Linked DNA regions of Homo sapiens: region 1 is linked to region 2. Evidence: read pairs that join two places in POLR2A ChIA-PET (ENCODE). Cell type or tissue: HepG2. All regions are shown on one strand. Links, peaks and the distances in the headings refer to the core of each region. The heading gives the core; the rest is flanking DNA.

Evidence for each region. ChIA-PET counts read pairs that join two places held together with the same protein. Peaks named below come from ENCODE experiments on the same cell type or tissue, not always from the same donor. Only the 100,000 strongest peaks of a DNase experiment are listed, where the experiment ranks them.
Region 1: POLR2A ChIA-PET joins it to region 2 with 20 read pairs; 5 of 35 experiments call an interaction of 5 or more read pairs at or near these places.

Annotation. Positions count from the first base shown.
Region 1 is chr1:1,343,317-1,351,920 of GRCh38, forward strand. It overlaps DVL1 (dishevelled segment polarity protein 1), which reads right to left and starts at 6,102. Exons shown (of 15, transcript NM_001330311.2): 1 at 5,580-6,102. The coding sequence starts at 5,749. RefSeq lists enhancers at 2,725-3,603, 3,805-4,434, 4,435-5,064 and silencers at 4,617-4,793, 5,954-6,133, 6,234-6,553, 6,574-6,723. In HepG2, for the core only: CTCF peaks have their summits at 1,482 (motif pointing right), 1,952 (motif pointing left), 6,098 (motif pointing right) and 6,628 (motif pointing right); DNase peaks (open chromatin) are centred at 1,555, 4,475, 4,785 and 6,607; H3K4me3 peaks cover 2,182 bases.
Region 2 is chr1:1,429,306-1,438,978 of GRCh38, forward strand. TMEM278 (transmembrane protein 278) reads left to right here. Exons shown (of 2, transcript NM_001146685.2): 2 at 1-950. It overlaps VWA1 (von Willebrand factor A domain containing 1), which reads left to right and starts at 6,385. Exons shown (of 3, transcript NM_022834.5): 1 at 6,385-6,516; 2 at 7,622-8,179. The coding sequence starts at 6,444. It overlaps LOC107985729, which reads left to right and starts at 3,928. Exons shown (of 4, transcript XM_017003066.2): 1 at 3,928-3,983; 2 at 4,658-4,766; 3 at 4,891-5,097; 4 at 5,231-6,244. The coding sequence starts at 3,928. The coding sequence ends at 5,845. LINC01770 (long intergenic non-protein coding RNA 1770) reads right to left here and starts at 5,268. Exons shown (of 2, transcript NR_125996.1): 1 at 4,883-5,268; 2 at 852-1,357. RefSeq lists enhancers at 3,064-3,807, 5,296-6,039, 5,299-5,358 and silencers at 5,144-5,438, 6,185-6,554, 6,313-6,502. In HepG2, for the core only: CTCF peaks have their summits at 1,016 and 5,117; DNase peaks (open chromatin) are centred at 1,166, 1,706, 2,756, 3,976 and 2 weaker places; H3K4me3 peaks cover 7,814 bases.

The sequences.
Region 1 (8,604 bases), core at 605-8,604, 86 kb before region 2:
TCAGCAGCAGCAGCTGCACCTACCGGGCCCCAAGGCTCCCCAGGCTATTCCCTGTCCCTTGCCCCAGACCTCAGGTCCACCGCTCCACCTCCCAGCCAGCTCCAGACCAGCCGCCCACCCCTCAACAGCCAGGGCATCAGGCCACCTGCACCCACCCCTGCACTCAGACCTGTCATTCCCAACCAGGAGCCCAAATCCCCCAGCAGCCTCCTCTCCATCATGCCAGCCATGCCCTATGGCCCTACTCCACCCTCCTGGCGTCTCAGGAGCAGCCTCAGGTCCCAGGCCCTGTGCCTGCCTGCCCAGGGTCAGGCTCTGTGAGGGCAGGGCTTTGCCTGACCCCTGCCCTGCACCCCTAGTCAGGCTCACAGTCCACCTACAAGGACTCTCAGACCCGACGGACGGACGTAGGTGGGCTGGGAGGGCCCACAGGTCCCCAGAGGCCGCCCACCACCCTCCTGTCCTGTCCACCTAGCCAGGGAGACAAAGACCTCCACTCACCAAACCTCCCTGCACCTCAGGACCTAGAGGGGCAGCAGGGGATGCGGAGCCGGCAGGGCCCCCAGGAGAGCAAGCTGGCCAGGTGCCTCACCAGTCCACCCCCAGGTCAGATAGGCTTGGGAACGGGGCAGAGGGCACCCAGGCAGGCCGCAGAGGGTCAGGGGACACGAACCAGGAGGAGGCCGGGTGACCCGAGCTCAGAGTTCAGAGGGCAGGGTGGCAACCCACACGGCACAGAGGGGATGGCTGGGCAGGGGCAGGTCCCCAGGCCAAGGAGCAAGGCAGGCAGGGCTGTGGTCGACACTCACACTGTGACCTCTGAGGGCCCAGGCAGCAGGCTGGGTAGGATCTGGACGCCGCCTCGTGGCACCCTGCCCTGCCCAGCAGCATTTTCCACGCCCGGGACTTGGGCCCAGTGGAGAAATAGGAGCCCGGAGACGGGGCTTGGCCTGGCCGCACACCTGGCAGGAAGCGGCCTTGTGGCTGCTAGTCCCACTGCGAGCTACAGAGCCACCCCGACTGGCCGCTCCAGGTCCCCTGACCCCGGGGCACCTTGACTCAGCCAGACTCCGAAGCAGTAGGTAGCAGGAGGCCCCCGGCAAAGTGGCAAACCCACACTCTCACCCAAGCCCTGGCCCACCCACTTGCTGGGAAGAGGCCCCAAGCCTCAGGGCAGAGTGGACAGCAGGCAGGGCCAGCCCAGGTGGGAGCAGGGACCCCTACCTAGCCCTCTGGGGTCCTGCAGCTGCCTCCCCAGGCCACCCAGGGCCAGGCCATGAGGTAGACGCCCCCAAAGAGCAGAGAAGGTCACTTCTCAGACCCCTCCACGTCTGCTGCCCCCACACAGGAGCCTTCCCAGGTAAGACCATGACCCCATGCCAGGCTGAGGCCGCCACAGTGAGAGGCTGTCACACCTGAAAGGCTGGAGCAACCCAGGGTGAGGCGGGCCCCACGGACACCGAGGCCACCACTAGCTGCCGCCAGGGGGCCAGGGCCCACAGTGAGCCCTTGTCTCTAATGGACCTGACCACAGCAGAGCCCCTGGCAGGGTCCCCACCTCAGTCCCTGACACACGGCCCCAGGTGGCCTGGCCGGCAGCTTCTCCCCTGCCACACCCAACCCCAGCACCCTCTGACTCACCTGAGGGAGACACTCAGTCACCCAGCACCCTCTGACTCACCGGAGGGAGACTCGGCCACCCAGCACCCTCTGACTCACTGGAGGGAGACTCGGCCACCCAGCACCCCAGTACAGCACCCGCCTGGCTCCACCGGAAGAGGGCCCTGCCCCCTCCCACCATCCAGAGTGGCCCAAGCCCGCATGGCCCACCCAGCCAGGGCCTCACGAAGACCCCAGGCTGCCTGGGATGTCCCTGCCCCCTGCCCCCTCACAGATGTCCAGCCAGGACCCAGAGGCCCTACTCACTCCGCCCTCTTCAGCCCAACAGGGTGTAACAAGTCCTCCCCTGCCCCCAGTGGCAGGGTGCAGACCCAAGCCTGGCTGGGCCAGGAGAAAGGGAGCAGGACCCAAACAGCACAGAGGGAAGGGTGGGGTCTGCCTGGGGCTCCAGGGATCAGCTACCCAGGTCCCAGGCAGAGCCCTGCCGTCCCCACCCCAGCCAGATGGGGGAGGGTGCTGGAGGCTGGCCAGGCATTGGGGGCGTACCCACAACCCGGGGTCCCCGCGCCTCTGTAGCAGCCTCCGCTGAAACTCACGGCAGCTGCCAGGGGCGCCCCTGCCGGCACTGTGCCCCCACCTTGGGATTCCCTGTGAGGCCTGGCTAACCTGTGTGCTGCCCCCACAGACCCGCCCCGGGGAGGAATCCACTCAGAGGCAGCGCCCTGGGAGCCAGCATGGCCACACAGGATGCAGAGAACCCTCCAGACTCCCAGAGGCCACAGCCAGCTGCCCTAGACGTGGCGTGGTCCCGAATGCACCCCATTCTCCCAAGGCGGAGCAGGAAGCTGGCAGGGGTAGCTGGCCCAGGACAGGCGGTGCAGAGCCATCCTGTGCCCTCAGAGCCCCCTGTGCACGCCCCAGGTCAGGGCCCTCAGCCTTGGGGGTCTGTGGCCTCCCAACCCCTGACCCCAGAGCCAGGGGCTCTCCACCAGCCTGTCCCCTGGGTGGTGCCGAGTCCTGGGATCTCTCTGTGCCCCTCCCCCGGTTCAGGACACACAGGCTCAAGTGTCCCTGCTAGGCCATGGCTATGAGTGCAGTAGGTGAACTGCCTGGACCCTCCCAAAACCAGGGAGGCACTCAGGGCACAGAGAGGCTGAGTCACAGACCCCAAGTGGCACAGCCAGGGAGGGCGGAGTGGGAACTCCCCCCACAGCCCAGGCCAGGCAGAGCCTCCCCAACTCCATAGCTCCCCACAGCACCACCCAGGACACAAGGAGCTGTCACAACACCGAGGCCCATGGCAGGCGGCCCTGGGGACCAGGGCTTTGGGCCCACAGCCTTGCCTCCACCCATCCCCCAGTCCCAGGCCTGGGTCACCCCCACCTCGGAGATGAACTGTGGGAGCTGTGCCCAACAGACAGCCTCGGTGCCAAGTCCAGCAGGCCCAGCATCCGCCACGCACCCAGCAGTGGGGACCCGGAGCCAAACACCCTCCCTCCTCTGCCTCGGCCCAAGGCTGGGCGAGACCCCCTGCCAACCACCAAACCCAGCACCAGGCAGAGACCCTCCCCAATTCTGCCCTCCTCCCAGCCCTGGGGATCTTGGGTCAGAATAGCTGTGACCAGGGCATGAAAAGTGGAGGACAGGCGGGGGACCTTCACCCACTGGGCCAAAGCCGTGCGTGGGGAGTGGGGTCCAGACCAGGGCACGTGGTTGTGGCCATGACACAGGCTCCCTGCACTGCAAGGTGGTCAGTCATGCTCTGGAGCAGAGGCTGGGGAACCAGGGCTGGGCTGAGAATGCAGCGGGGGCTGGCGCAGGAACCCCCGACTCACCAGGGCCTCCTCAGCGTCCCCAGCCTGAAGCTCCCTCTCTTATGAAGGCCACCCCAGACCAGCGAGGACCTGCCTTCTCTTCCCCCCATCTCCAACTACATTCGCTTGGCATCCAGGGTCAGTGTCTAGTTCAGCAGTCGCTTAAGCTAAAGTATTACTGACCAACCAGCCCCTCCCACGGGGGTTCTATTCCACAGAACAGACAGTGCTGAGAGGTCTGCGGGTAGAACTCAGGGGAAGGGATGAAGGAAGTAATTGATGAGGGTCCTCCGTAGGCTCCTGAGGCCACCAGCCAGAGGACCAGGGAGGACACAGAGCAAGGCCCCCATCCCAGCCAGAGGACCTGGGAGGCTACAGAGCAAGGCCCTCGTCTTGGACCTCCAGCATCACCCCAGTCCATTCTTTCCAACCCCCACAGCCCAGCCCAGCCCAGCCCTGACCTCTGCAGCCCCACTGACTCCCAGCCCCCTGTAAGTCTGCAGCCTCCAAAGCTGTACACTGAAGCTCCCCTGTCTCTTTCCTGGCCGCATCCCCAAGCCTGCCTCGACACCCAGACCTGCCCACCCTGTTCCCAGGCCCGGGCACCCACGCGTCCTCCAAATGTGCCCAGCAGGTGCAGCCACTGCTAGAAGTGCACTAGGGCAACAGTCAGGCTGTCTCTGCCCTGGGCAGCCCCCGGTGGGTGTCAGGAGCAGAAGGCGGACTCCCCCAGGGCTTCATCCCAGAGCATGGTCCAGGAGCAGAACCTGGGGGCTGGGCACCTCCTCACTACGCATTTCCTGGTGGCACACATTTGCAACAAACAGCATTAGTAACTTTGGTAACTTTCGTTAGAATAATAAACTAAGTCAAAAACAAAAGTACCTGACACATGCCCCATGCTCAAGGCCAAAGCAGCCCAGGCCCAGAGAAGCAGGGACTGCAAGGTGCCCCAGCTGGGGAGGAGCCCGGACCAGACTCAGAAAACAAACCGCCCCCTCCTGCCCAACCTGACCGGAGCGGGCAGGAGGGCCGCTGAGCCGAGTGGGGAGCGCCCAGCCTTCAAAGGCTGCCAAGGACGCACCCTGCCCTCTCTGCTTTGCCTGGTCGTGGGGGTGGGGAAGGAAAGTACAGCTGTCTAGATGTCCCTTGGGCCCCCCTGAGAGCTCCAGAGCGGACCCAGCCTGACTGGACCTGGGGCTGCCTGAGGACCCTGCAACCACAGAATCCAAGAAACAACCTTAATGTCACAATCCCAAGAAGCGGCCACACACAAGGACACCGCTTGCCGGAGGCTCACCTCCTGGGGCCACGAGGCCTGAGCCCGCCCCCAGCACTGTTGAGCTGGGACTAGGGACTCAGGTTACTGGTGGCTGGGCCGGGCCAGGCCAGGCCTCAAGCAGACCGCCAGGCTCCTGCTCCCTGTCCCAGAGGGCCCAGCTCAGCACAGCAGGGGTCTCCTCGCCTGGGACACCACCACCGAGGCCCAGCAGGGAGACGCTGACCCAGGCTGCCCCGAAACAGCAGATGGTCTGGGCTGCTCCGGGAACGCAAGTGCTTTGTGGCTCAGTGGGGACGGGGCCCACAGGAAGCTCAGGACACGGGTAGGCGAATAAAGTTTCATGGTCACCAGTGGCCCTTGACCTCCACCCTGTCACAAGGACCCTGCAGAAGGGGGCCAGGAGAACCTGTCTTGACCCTCGGGAAGCTTCTGCAAACCCTAGCAGACAGGTTGGTGAACCTGTACCCCCATGTCTCCCCATCCCAGCTAGGGAACCCCACCCTGCTTCCTTCCCACTGACACGCCCCTGACCCCAGCCCGCACCAACGGCAGGCGCTCCCGGCCAGCCCCGGTGGAAGCGATGCGGCCGACCGAGTCTGACACGGGCCAAGGCAGGACTCGGGGCCGGGAAGCTGGGGCCAGGGACGCCGGGAACCCCGCCTGCCATCGCCCCGCTCCACGGACAGGTGGGCGCGCGCCGCACACGGGCCGAGGCCGCCACCCGCGCCGCATCTAGCGGAGGCGCGTCGCGGTCGCAGGTCCCCGGGGGCGCGAACGGCTCAGGACCCCCGCCCCGTCCCCGCGCGGGCAGGTGCGACCCCCGAGCCCGCGCCAGGCTCGCGCAGGCCTCGCGGCCGACTGACCCGAAGTCCTGGTCCATGGACTTAAAGAAGAATTTGTAGGCGTGCACGGGCCGGTTGCTGAGCACGTTCTTGAAGTCGGCCAGCGTGACGCGCTCGGGGGCCACGGGCAGCTTGACCAGGTACGGCGTCTCCTCCTCGTCCATGTGGTAGATAATCTTGGTCTCCGCCATGGCGCGGCGGCGGCGCGGAGCCCGCGCGCTCAGGGCCCGGCCCGGGGCTCGGACGCGGGGCGCTACCCGCCCGCCCGCCTGCGCCCCGCCCGGCCCGCACCGCTCTCGGCCCCGACGCTCCGAGGCCCCCGGGCGCCCCCGCCCGACCGCCCAGGCCCCGGCCGCCGCCCCCGGCTCCCGCGCGCGTCCCGACTGCTGCCCCGCGGCCCGCGGCCGCCCATCCGCCCCCGGCCCGGGAGCGGCGCGAGGGACGCAGCACGGAGGGCGCGCTCAGCCCCGCCGCCCTCCCGCCTGCGCCCCTCGGGCCGCGCCGTTAAAGGGACCGCCCGGCCCGGGGTCCTGAGCGTGGCCGCGGGGGGGCGCCCGAGCGCGCGGCGTTGACGTCACGGGGGCGCACGGCGGGGGCGGGGCGAGGATGCGCAGACGCAGGCGATCATCGCTCGCCCCGCCCCGCCCCGGCCCCGCCCCCGCGCGCGGGCCCGCGCTCCATTATGATCCGGCGCATGCGACGCGCGCCGCTGGCTGTGGGCCCGTGGGCGCCGGGGCGCTCGGGTCGGGCGGAGGGACCCCGGGGACGCCGGGTGCGCGGCGCTGAGGTGGCGCCCGGTCGCTCTGCGCCACCGCGAAGGCTCCCGACTCGCGTGCCCTCTGCCGGGTCCCACGGGGTCCAGGCAGCAGGCCGAGCGGATGCGGGGCGCGCGGGGGCGCGGGCGTGCACGGAGGCGTCGGAGCGCCCGGCGGCGGGAGGGATTTAGTCCTGGGGTTCTCCGCAGGGCAGGGGAGACTTCCGAGGCGTCCCTTGAGGCCGCGGGGCGTCCGCGCTTACTGTTCCGGGGCTCGCGGGGCTGGAGGCCTTCCCGACCCGACCCCAGCAGGAAGCGCGGAGGCCACTAGAGGGCGGCCCAGGATGGGAGGAGTGAGGAGGGGGCCTGGACGGGGCAGGAGCGACGGGGGGAGTGAGGAGGGGGCCTGGACGGGGCAGGAGCGACGGGGGGAGTGAGGAGGGGGCCTGGACGGGGCAGGAGCGACGGGGGGAGTGAGGAGGGGGCCTGGACGGGGCAGGAGCGACGGGGGGAGTGAGGAGGGGGCCTGGACGGGGCAGGAGCGACGGGGGGAGTGAGGAGGGGGCCTGGACGGGGCAGGAGCGACGGGGGGAGTGAGGAGGGGGCCTGGACGGGGCAGGAGCGACGGGGGGAGTGAGGAGGGGGCCTGGACGGGGCAGGAGCGACGGGGGGAGTGAGGAGGGGGCCTGGACGGGGCAGGAGCGACGGGGGGAGTGAGGAGGGGGCCTGGACGGGGCTGGAGCGACGGGGGGAGTGAGGAGGGGGCCTGGACCGGGCAGGAGCGACGGGGGGAGTGAGGAGGGGGCCTGGACCGGGCAGGAGCGACGGGGGGAGTGAGGAGGGGGCCTGGACGGGGCAGGAGCGACGGGGGGAGTGAGGAGGGGGCCTGGACGGGGCAGGAGCGACGGGGGGAGTGAGGAGGGGGCCTGGACGGGGCAGGAGCGACGGGGGGAGTGAGGAGGGGGCCTGGACGGGGCAGGAGCGACGGGGGGAGTGAGGAGGGGGCCTGGACGGGGCAGGAGCGACGGGGGGAGTGAGGAGGGGGCCTGGACGGGGCAGGAGCGACGGGGGGAGTGAGGAGGGGGCCTGGACGGGGCAGGAGCGACGGGGGGAGTGAGGAGGGGGCCTGGACGGGGCAGGAGCGACGGGGGGAGTGAGGAGGGGGCCTGGACCGGGCAGGAGCGACGGGGGGAGTGAGGAGGGGGCCTGGACGGGGCAGGAGCGACGGGGGGAGTGAGGAGGGGGCCTGGACGGGGCAGGAGCGACGGGGGGAGTGAGGAGGGGGCCTGGACGGGGCAGGAGCGACGGGGGGAGTGAGGAGGGGGCCTGGACGGGGCAGGAGCGACGGGGGGAGTGAGGAGGGGGCCTGGACCGGGCAGGAGCGACGGGGGGAGTGAGGAGGGGGCCTGGACCGGGCAGGAGCGACGGGGGGAGTGAGGAGGGGGCCTGGACGGGGCAGGAGCGACGGGGGGAGTGAGGAGGGGGCCTGGACGGGGCAGGAGCGACGGGGGGAGTGAGGAGGGGGCCTGGACGGGGCTGGAGCGACGGGGGGAGTGAGGAGGGGGCCTGGACGGGGCAGGAGCGACGGGGGGAGTGAGGAGGGGGCCTGGACGGGGCAGGAGCGACGGGGGGAGTGAGGAGGGGGCCTGGACCGGGCAGGAGCGACGGGGGGAGTGAGGAGGGGGCCTGGACGGGGCAGGAGCGACGGGGGGAGTGAGGAGGGGGCCTGGACGGGGCAGGAGCGACGGGGGGAGTGAGGAGGGGGCCTGGACGGGGCAGGAGCGACGGGGGGAGTGAGGAGGGGGCCTGGACGGGGCTGGAGCGATGGGGAAGAGAGTGCGGTGGGGTCCCTTGGTTCCCGTCCCCAGGAAGCCGGCGAGATGGAACTGGCATCTATCGGGCCCTGACCGTGCTGGGGGCTGCACCGGCTCGGAAAGAAACCGATCAGTGCAGGCACCAGTGCTTGACGGTCAGCTTGGGCCTGGGATCCTGACCCTGCACCCGGGCTCTGAGAGGGAGAACTGTGGCGTTTGCTCAGCCAAGCCCGGACAGCTTAGCCGCCAGCCCCCTCCACCTTCCCGCAGCCCTTCTCTTCCCCAGAGGTCAGAAGCCAGGCAGGAAGACCTAAGAGGGGCTATCTGTTGAGGCCCCAGGGAGGGAGGAAGCCTGTCCCTGCCCTGAGGGCCTGACCCCAGGCTAGGTCTCAAGAGAGGCTGGAAGCCAGAGGCCTGAGGCCAGTCCCGTTGCTGACGCGGATGTGGTCCAGCTGGGGCCCTGACAGGTGTGGCCACT
Region 2 (9,673 bases), core at 891-8,890:
CCACTGCACTCCAGCCTGGGTGACAAAGTGAAACTCCATCTCAAAAAAAAAAAAAGGTTAGCATATCTAAAAGTTACATCTGATTGTGTTTTAGATTTGTCTGATTTTTTTTATGGTCTCTTGATACATGCTTGCTTTTTAGATTACAGTTTCCACTTCTTAAACATATTTCATATATAGTTATTTTATATTCTGTACTAAATAATTCCAGTGTCCTAGTCTTTGGGGGTCTAAATCTGTGACTGGTGTTTCTGCCGATTCTCATCAGTAGCATGGTGTTTCTCTGAACGTTTGGTTGTTTAATTGTCAGCTGTTATCGGAGACAATTCTGAGGTCCAACTTGGGGATGCTTCCCTCCAGAGACTATTCCCCTTTTCCAGGCGAGACCACCCTCGGCCCCCTCAGTGACCCTTGAGACCCCTGGTTTAAGCAGCCCCTAGGCAGAGAAACATACTTGTTCCCTGGCCGCAGGCTGGCTCTCTGTCCCTGTGTGTGTCCAGGGAGTTATCTGCTTTCCCAACCACTTCCCTTCATCATCCAGGCCTCCACACTACTCTGTCTGTTTGTTTACTTAGAGACAGAGTCTTGCTCTGCCGCCCAGTCTGAGTGCAGTGGTGAGCTCCTAGCTCTCTGCAGCCTCGCCCTCCCAGGCTCAAGTGATCCTCCTGCCTCAGCCTCCCAAGTAGCTGTGACTAGAGTGCACCACCACACCCAGCTAATTTTAAATTTTTTTGTAGAGACGGGGTCTCATCATGTTGCCCAGGCTGGTCTCGAACTCCTAGGCACAAGCAATCCTCTCGCCTCAGCCTCCTAAAGTGTTGGGATTACAGGCATGAGCCACCCCACCTGGCCTTATTTATTTTTGCTGTTTAATTTTGGGGGAGACTCGGAGATATTTACTTTCTTGGAAACACAACAGTCTATTAAAAATGTACGCTCATAGTAATTCATCCAGAAGTTGGTTGTTGCTGGAAGGCCTTTTAAGGGATCTAGTACATCATATTGCCAGCAGGGCTCAGCCTGTGACCAGCAAGGTCTGGGCTCCGTCTGGGGCCAGGGTCAAGGCTCATTCCGTGGCCTTGAGCACAGCCTGGTGTGTGGCTGGGTCGAGTCCAGCAGAAGTCTCGGGGTTTTCCAGCCTCCATCCGAGTCCGGCTTTGATGCCTTTCCTGGTCAGACAGGAGCCGGGCCAGTGGCCAAGCTGCCAGGATGGCTTCCCCGGGGCCGCGGCCGCCTTCCTTCCCCTCCTGCCCGGGCTGGCTCTGGTCGCCACTAGGGGTTGAAGATGAGGGCTCTCCTGGGAAGCTCTTGGCTGAGGATCCGCCTGGTCCCGGAGCCGTGAAAACAACAGCTGGGCCTGGTGGGGGTGGGGAGGCTGAGCGGAGAGGCCAGCTCCCTTGGCTGCTGGGCAGGGTCTTCTGTCCACAGCTGCCTCAGGCGGCTGTTTCCAAAGGTGTTTCCAGCTTCCCAGGCCCACCCTGAGGCCCCGCACCGCCAGGGAGGTGGAAGGCACGGAGCAGCGAAGCCCGGCCCCGGCCCCGGCCGCCCGACCAGCTCACAGAGGAACACCTGTGGGGGGGCCTGTGGGCGGTTCACAGAGGGATGTAGGAACGTGCCTGTGGGAGGCCGTAGCCCCGGAGAGCAGAGGCCTGGCCGGCGGAAGAGAAGCAAGGAAGGGGCGATTCAGGAAGGCCAGAGCCCGAGTGCCGGGGCAGGGGCCCCACCCCCTCACCCCCTCACCCCCTCACCCCCTAGGACAGAAGAGGCCCTCCGTTGGAAGGCAGGGGCCCCACCCCCAGGACAGAAGAGGCCCCACGTTGGAAGGCAGGGGCCCCACCCCCTAGGACAGAACGGGCCCTGCGTTGAGGCCCCTGGGTTCTTCCCCCGGGTTCTTGCCTGGCCCCTTCCATGGATCCTAAGCAGCTCCCTTATCGGCCACCATCTGGGAAGCCAGGAGGGGGGCATGAAATGAGGGGGAGGTGGGGCCCCCAGCCAGGGTTCCCCTCCTCAAGGCCCCAGGTATACAGTTGGCCTTTGCCCAGCCCTTCTAGCCCCTGCAGGGGCAGGACCCCACCTGGACCCCATGAATCTCTCCCAACTTTTGCCCAGCATGGTGTCCCTGACCGAAACCCCTCCACTTCAGGACCCTGGGTCCCCAGGCCCGCCCCCACCCTGAGGGTGCCTCTACACCCCTTCCCCCAGAGCCCCTTCCCCCAGCCTGAGGGCCAGGAGCAGCCTCCCTCTTCCTGCAGTCTCTACCACAGCTCTCCACTGGCCCAGGGGCCTGAACTCCTTGGGTGCAGCCGAGCTGCAGGGTGGCTGTGGGGACCTCTGCTTGGCGTTCTTTCCCGGTGGCTGAGGCCCCTGCCCTGCCCAAATGGGAGCCCGGAGTGTGTGTGTGTGGCTGTGTGTGTCCCATCTGCGTCCCTGTCACACGTCATGCCGGAGCAGGGGAGGCAGTAAGGGGCCCCACCCCACTGGATGCAGTGGGCTTCCCACCTTGCCCGGTGTCATTTCCTGATTTGCAAAATATTTCCTGGGAGCAGAGTTGTTGGCAAGCACAGCCTCAGACGGTGTGAGCAGCTGGGGGACCCCTCAGATGTGGCTCCCTCTGTCCCTCCGGCCTGTGCTGGCCTGCCCCTGCCCCCAGGCCTGTAAGCTGGGCAGGCTGTGGGGCAGGAACTCCCCAGGGTGAGTGGGCTGGTCTGAGGGCTAAGGCCCCTGCTCCCAGCTCCGCCCCACCCGCCTCTGGGAGTCCCTTGTGGTGTGTGGACATAGGTCAGTCCCTCCCTGCTGCCTCCTCCCTATCCCAGTCCAGGCCCCTGGGAGTTTTGCGTCTGCCCAGGGCTGTGGCCTGGGCCTGTCTGGACTGTGTCTGGGGAAGGGGCAGCATGTGGTCCTCCTCTCCCTTTCAGGGAAGGATGTCCCAGCAGAGAGGCAAAGTGAGGGGACCCACACAAGGAAGGGGCCCTGCTATTAGGAAACCCTGGGTCATTCAGGCCTGCTGCTCTCCGGCTCCCACCGGGCCGGGCTCTGTCCTCGCTGTGACGAACCTCCTGCCCCTGTCGAGGCCGGCAACACCCTCCACCCGGCCACCCCTCCCGAAGGCCCCCAGCCTGCTCTGCCCCTGCAGTCCTGGCGCAGGCCCCTCCTGCCCACCCCACCCTGCTCTCAGCACTCGCGGTTCCTTCTCTCTGCCTGGAAGGCTCTTCCTCGGGTACCCCTTGCGTGCGAGTCCCCAGTGACCCCCTGTTCTCACAGGGAAAACAAGTAGACCGTATCTTTCCTAGCTGTTCACCGCCCACCCTCCTAGCCTGGCAGTGCTGGCCCGGCGCCTGTGTGTCCCCAGCACTGAGGCTGGGGCGCGGCTGTGCCCAGCACACAGACGAGGGATGGATGGACAGACGCAGATGGTGCAGCTCCCACCCCTACCCAGGCTGCTACCCGCCAGGTGTCTACCCGCCACCCCAGCTGCTGCTGGCACGGGGGACTGAGGGGGGTCAGCTCTGGGGCCAGAGGGGCAGGCCTGGGCTCCTGGGAAGTGAAAAGTGACCCCCGAGGCCCCCAAGACCTGTCCTTGACCCCAGTGAGCAGGTTGAGTCTAGGAGCTGCGTGGGCCCTGCTCTCTTGGTGACCCCTGCTCTGCCCCACTTACTGTTGTGGGGTGGGCTCAGGCACACCCCAGAGCAGTGCCTCAGGCCCGCACCGCTGCCCCTCACCGCCGCTGCCCCTCACCGCCGCTGCCCCTCACCACTGCTGCCCCTCACCGCCCCGTCCATCTGCTCCTGTGTGTGCTTGAGTACGTTTGTGAGATACGTGAAAACAGCAACAAAAGGCGCCGGGTGCGGGCCTGGGCGTCCTGCCCTCAGCTCGGGTCAGGGGTGGGGTCAGAGGCCTCAGGAGTTGCCCTTTTACCCAGGGTCAAACATGACCACAGCCAGCTGGGGACAAAAGGCCCTTCATCTTCTGCAGAAGCCTGGATTGTGCGGAGGAGGGAGCATTCCCAAAGGCGGGTGGGGGCAGGGGCGGTGCCCGGGTGACAGCAGCCTCCCCAGCTTCCTGGAACTCTCTCCACCTGCCTGCAGACAGACCGGCAGGGCAGGCTGGCTCCGGGAAGTGAGGCACAGGGACTCCCACAGCCCAGGCCCAGACCGTGGGGGCGGGGTGGCCGCAGCCAAACCAGGCTGCTCCCCACCCCATGGGGCCCCAGGCCACCAGGATCAGACAGGGGCTGTGCCTGCAGGAGGCAGAGGGCTCGGGGCCAGCACCCACTGTGATCTGGCCTGACCCGTCCTTGCCTCTGCCTCTTACCCCGGGCCCTTCTCCCTGGAGAGTGGAGGGTTCCGGCTGTTATATTTGTGCTTCCTCCGGTGTCTGCCTCAAGTCCGGCCCGGGCCCTGACACTGCACCTCTGGCTGACCCCATGCTCTCTGGGACCCTCTGTCCACGTCCCTCCTCCGGGGTGGAGACAGCGGGGGGAGGGCAGGACACAAGAATGAGTCCTGAAGACTGAGGGGCACGGGGAGAGCTGATGGGGAGGGTCTCCTAGCTGGAGGGACTCCAGGCAGAGCCGGGAGCAAGGCAGGTGGCTGAGCTCGGCCCAGGCTGGGTGGAGGCCAGGCCTCCTGTGCCTTCTCCCGCTGATGGCGAGCTGAAGGGAGGAGGGCGGCCGCTTCCTTGAGGGCCTGAGTCACAGCCAAGAAGACCCGCTCACTTTTTCCAGAAGTGAGGGAAACTTCCCCGTCAGCCCTGCAAGGCTGGCTGAGGTGTGACTGTGGCCCGCCTGCTGGGCGAGGGTGGGGGACAAGCGGGCCACTGGCTGTGAGCCTCCCCAGGGTGGGGGACCCTCGGCCCAGCTCCCTGCCTGACTACCTGGACGTGCCTCCGCAGGGTCTGCAGCCAGCTTCCGGTCAGACCCCAGGTCCTCCAGCGGCTGCGGCCTTCAGCGTCATCTCCACGGCAGCCCCTGTGTACTGGGGGCTGGGGGGCCTGGCGAGGCCCCTCGAAGTGGTACAGCTTGCACTCTGGGGACCCAAAGTCCCCCCACCGGGCCCAGGCGGAAGCACCAGGCATTTCTGGTCCCAGCCGAGGTCTGAGGTCTGTGGAGCGCAGCCAGCACCTCCACTGCCAAGATCCCCGGCAGGGGGGGTGGGGGGCGCCGGCGGGGACACAGCTCTCCCTTGTTCCTGCCGCCAGCTCCTCAGCCTCAGCCTGCTGCTTCCTTTTTTAGGCAAAGTCGAGTGCTGGCCGTCCGCACGGCCCCGCGGTGTCTCACCTGCCTGAAAGGGAGGAAGGAAGCCTGTGGAGCCCCATCCGTTCTCCCGCGGCGCATCCTCCAGGAGAGGGTGGGGAAGGAGGAGACATCCTGGCAGACACCCCCCCACGTCCCCCACCTCCCAGCTCTGAGCTGAGGAGGCCCTGGAAGAGGGCCATGGCTACTCCGAGGGAGGGCCGGGGTAGGGTTCTCCTGTCCAGGGGACACTGCTGGCCCAGCCCCACCCAAGCAGGGGAAATCTGCCCTGGGAGCCACTGTCCCTCAGGACGCCCCCTGCAACCAGCCACCTCTCGTCTGGGCCTCACCAAGACCCCAAGACTCAAGAGCTCCTGTCTCACCAGTGGGACCCTCCAGTCCTGCTGGGGGTGTGTCCTGGGTCCTGGAGTCTGGGCCCCTCACTGGGTAGGGTATATGGGTAACAGGCCCAGTGTGGTCCCACTGGACAGGGCCTCAACCAACCATCTCCCACTCCCATGCCTCTTCCTCCAAGAAGCCCAGGTGGCGTGGGTGCTTCGAGTCTCTCTCGAATTCCTGTCTTCTGTCCCCTTTCAAGCCACTGTGTCCTTGTAAGTTCCACCCCATGGTCCTTCCCATCCCTGCTGGTCAGTCCCTGGGATACATGTCCTGTTACTCCAGACACCTATCCGCCTCCAGCGCGGAGGCCAAGGCGAAACCACGGTCTGGACGTGTTTTTTTGGTGCCACCGCCAGCCCCTGGGGTTCTCTTGGGCCTGGCTGCTGGGACCCCAGCACCCAGAGTCACGGCAGTGGTGGGCATGGGGAGGGCCTAGCCTGGTACCTCCCTGCTCGGCTCCCGCGGCTGGGGGTCGGAGAGGGGTGGAGAGCGTGGGCCGCACAGCCTCGGCCGGGAGAGGGAGACTGGAGTGTGTGTGTGTGCGTGCCTGCGCGTGCGTGCCTCGGTCGTATCTCGGCTGGTGCTGCGTGTCCCTGCGTGTCGGGGTCCGCTCGTGCGCGCCTCTCCGGGGTCTGTGCGCGTGGCCCTCCGCTCGCGCCGGAGGGCGTGGGCGTGGCCTCGGCGTGGGTGTGGCCGCTCGGGGAGGGGCCTCCCGGGGGCGGGGCCGGCCTGGTCCGCGCGGTGACGCGCCCTGCAGCCCCGAGCGAGCGAGCGAGCGAGCGAGTTGCCGAGCGCGCCCCGTCCCTCGCGCGCGATGCTCCCCTGGACGGCGCTCGGCCTGGCCCTGAGCTTGCGGCTGGCGCTGGCGCGGAGCGGCGCGGAGCGCGGTGAGTGCGGCGGGCGGCCGGGCCGGGGCTGGGGCTTCTGGTGACCGCTCTGCGCCGCTGCCCGCGCAAGGCCGTCGCTGTCCCCTGCTCCGGACGGGCGGGCGGGCTGGGAGGCTGCGGGAGCCGGGCGGGGGCGCGGGCGGAGCGTCCTGCTCACCTGAGGCTGGCGGCCCAGGTGCTCCAGGCGACACCGTCCGTGAGCGCCGGGGCATAGGGGCCGTCCCGGCCCGCATCTCTGCGGGATCGCGGGCCTGGACAGGAAGAGGGAGATGTCTGTCAAGGGGGCACCCCTGCCTCAGTTTCCCTACCCTTGCGAGGGCCCTTAGTGGAGGGATGGTAGGGAAGTTGGAGTCGCCCCACCGCACTGGGGAAAACCGCAAGGCCGGGACTAGAATTGAGGCACGCTGGTGCCCTGGCTTGGTGGGGAGGGGCGGTGTAGGGGGCATCAGCCTCCACCCCGGAGGTGCCCGGAGGAAGGGGGAAGCCTGCGAGGGGCTGTTCCGGCTTTCAGGCTGCTGGGGGTTATATCTTGTTGTGTGAGTCCAGGTGGGCTGGAGGATGGAGGCCAGGGGAGGGGCCACCATCTAGTAAGCGGGGTCTGGGCTCCAGCCAGGCCATCCGGCGTGGTCATTGCTGTGCCTCCGACACCTTCCCCTGCTGCTGTGTGCATGCCCAGGGTGCCTCACCTGCAGGCTGAGCTGCGTGGCTGAACTCCAGCCTCAGGCTGCTCCTCTGAAAGCCATGCCTGGAGGGAACAGCCCCACGGCTCAGGCCTGTCCTGGGGGCCTAGGCCAGGACTCTTGGCTCCACCTGCTTGCAGGGTCTGTGAGGAATGGGAAGGTGTGGGGGCTTGGAGCGGAGAGTCGCCCTCTCACAGATGGGATAACACAAGCCCAGAGAGAGCCCTAGATCCCATGGCCAGTGTGCAGTGAAACCCCCAAAAGTACAGGCCTCTTGCTTAGAGTTCCTCTTTCCCCCAACCTAGGACCTTTGGGAGAAGGCAAGCATCCACTTAAGGAAAGCTGGGGCCCTGGGGGACCCTGCCTTGCTGTGGGGCTGTCTGGGGGGCCCACACCTGAGGCTGAGCATTCCTCCTTTCCCCCAGGTCCACCAGCATCAGCCCCCCGAGGGGACCTGATGTTCCTGCTGGACAGCTCAGCCAGCGTCTCTCACTACGAGTTCTCCCGGGTTCGGGAGTTTGTGGGGCAGCTGGTGGCTCCACTGCCCCTGGGCACCGGGGCCCTGCGTGCCAGTCTGGTGCACGTGGGCAGTCGGCCATACACCGAGTTCCCCTTCGGCCAGCACAGCTCGGGTGAGGCTGCCCAGGATGCGGTGCGTGCTTCTGCCCAGCGCATGGGTGACACCCACACTGGCCTGGCGCTGGTCTATGCCAAGGAACAGCTGTTTGCTGAAGCATCAGGTGCCCGGCCAGGGGTGCCCAAAGTGCTGGTGTGGGTGACAGATGGCGGCTCCAGCGACCCTGTGGGCCCCCCCATGCAGGAGCTCAAGGACCTGGGCGTCACCGTGTTCATTGTCAGCACCGGCCGAGGCAACTTCCTGGAGCTGTCAGCCGCTGCCTCAGCCCCTGCCGAGAAGCACCTGCACTTTGTGGACGTGGATGACCTGCACATCATTGTCCAAGAGCTGAGGGGCTCCATTCTCGGTATGCGGGAGGAGGCAGGGCCCAGGGAGCCCTAGCTGGGAGCCGCAGAAGGAGAGGCTGGGTTGAGACTTTGGGAAGATCTCATGTCCCCAGAGCAGCGGCCAGGGCCTCCGGGGCTGTGGTACCCCTAGGGTGCAGGGCTGAGTGATGCAGCTTGTCTATGCACACTCTTCACTGGGCGACCCGTGTACCCTGCTGAGACGGGGGCAGGCTTGAGTAGCCACCTCCAGGTGTAGCTCCCTGCTGATGTGTCCAGCCCAGACCTCGAGGCCCCAGGGAGTGCAGAGCCCGGGTGTAGGCCCAGGAAGAAGCTTCCAAGTCTGGGGACTCTGCAGATGGGCAGCATGTGCTCCTGAGCATGCCCACCATACCTGGAGAGGGGTGAGCCAGAAAGGTCAGGGACTGCCCCCCCAGAGAGCACAGGGCACCTCTCCTGGGTGGGGACAGCCGCCGAGGGCTTTGAACTAGTTCGGACTGCAGGCCCACTGTGAGGGTTTCCTGAGAGGCCGGACCAGGGAAGGCCTGAGGCAGGAGCTGAGCAGCTCCCATTGGCTTTTTTTCTGGACCTCCCTGCCCCAGCCAAGCCCTGAAGGAGCTGGGGCTGGAGATGAGGAACCGGCCACTGGCTCAGCCTGCTGCAGCCACTGAAAAATGCCAACCCTGGGGATCTCACCAAGTCTCCGTCTGTGGGTTAATCATCCACCCAGAGCCGGAAGGGGTTGGACTGTGGGTTGGAGAGGGGTGGACGGCCCTCCCCAAGGTTTCCCCAGGGACGTCTGGCCCCTAGTGGCCCCAGGTCACCCAGTGCAGCTGCGCCTGGAGGGGACCAGGAGGAAAGGCTGCCTTAAGCAGCCAAAGGAAAAGCCTGAGGCTGCAGTGCCGAGGGGCCAGGCAGCAGGGTGGGGGCTCCTGGGAAAGAGGCCGGGTCTGAGGGTGGGGGATGGGAAGAAAGTGGCCCAGGCACCCAGCACTGCAGGAGGAAGATCCTGATAGCTTTAACCCAGCGCAGACATTTATGAGCCTCGCCACAGCAGGGTCACTCAGAGGGCTATGTGGGGCTTGGTGTCACAGGTCCAGGAGTCCCCCTCTGGAGAACCCCACCCCACACTCTCCTGGGGACCCAGGGCAGGCAGCGCCTCCAGAACCCCAGGGCCTGCCCCTGTGGTCTCCCATCTCCTAGCTGCAGCTCAGAGAGCCGGGCTGACCTCAGACCCCGGCCTGGCCACTCAGGCTGGGGCTGGTCCTCTGCTCTCAGGCACCACCGTGGACTCTGCCGTCTTTGAGGACCTTTGTCCTGGTCACTGATCTGGCCACTGCACCTCTCCACAAAGGACTGGGTTTGGGGCTAAGGGAGGCAGGGGCGCTTCTGACAGGGCCTGAGGGGGCTGCACCCTTTCCTCCGTCCTCCCCCAGCCAAGGCACGTTCTGAGAATCCCCAGCATCTGCGGGGCATGGCTCCAGCAGCTCCTTGGCCGCGGGGCCCCGTCTTTCCTA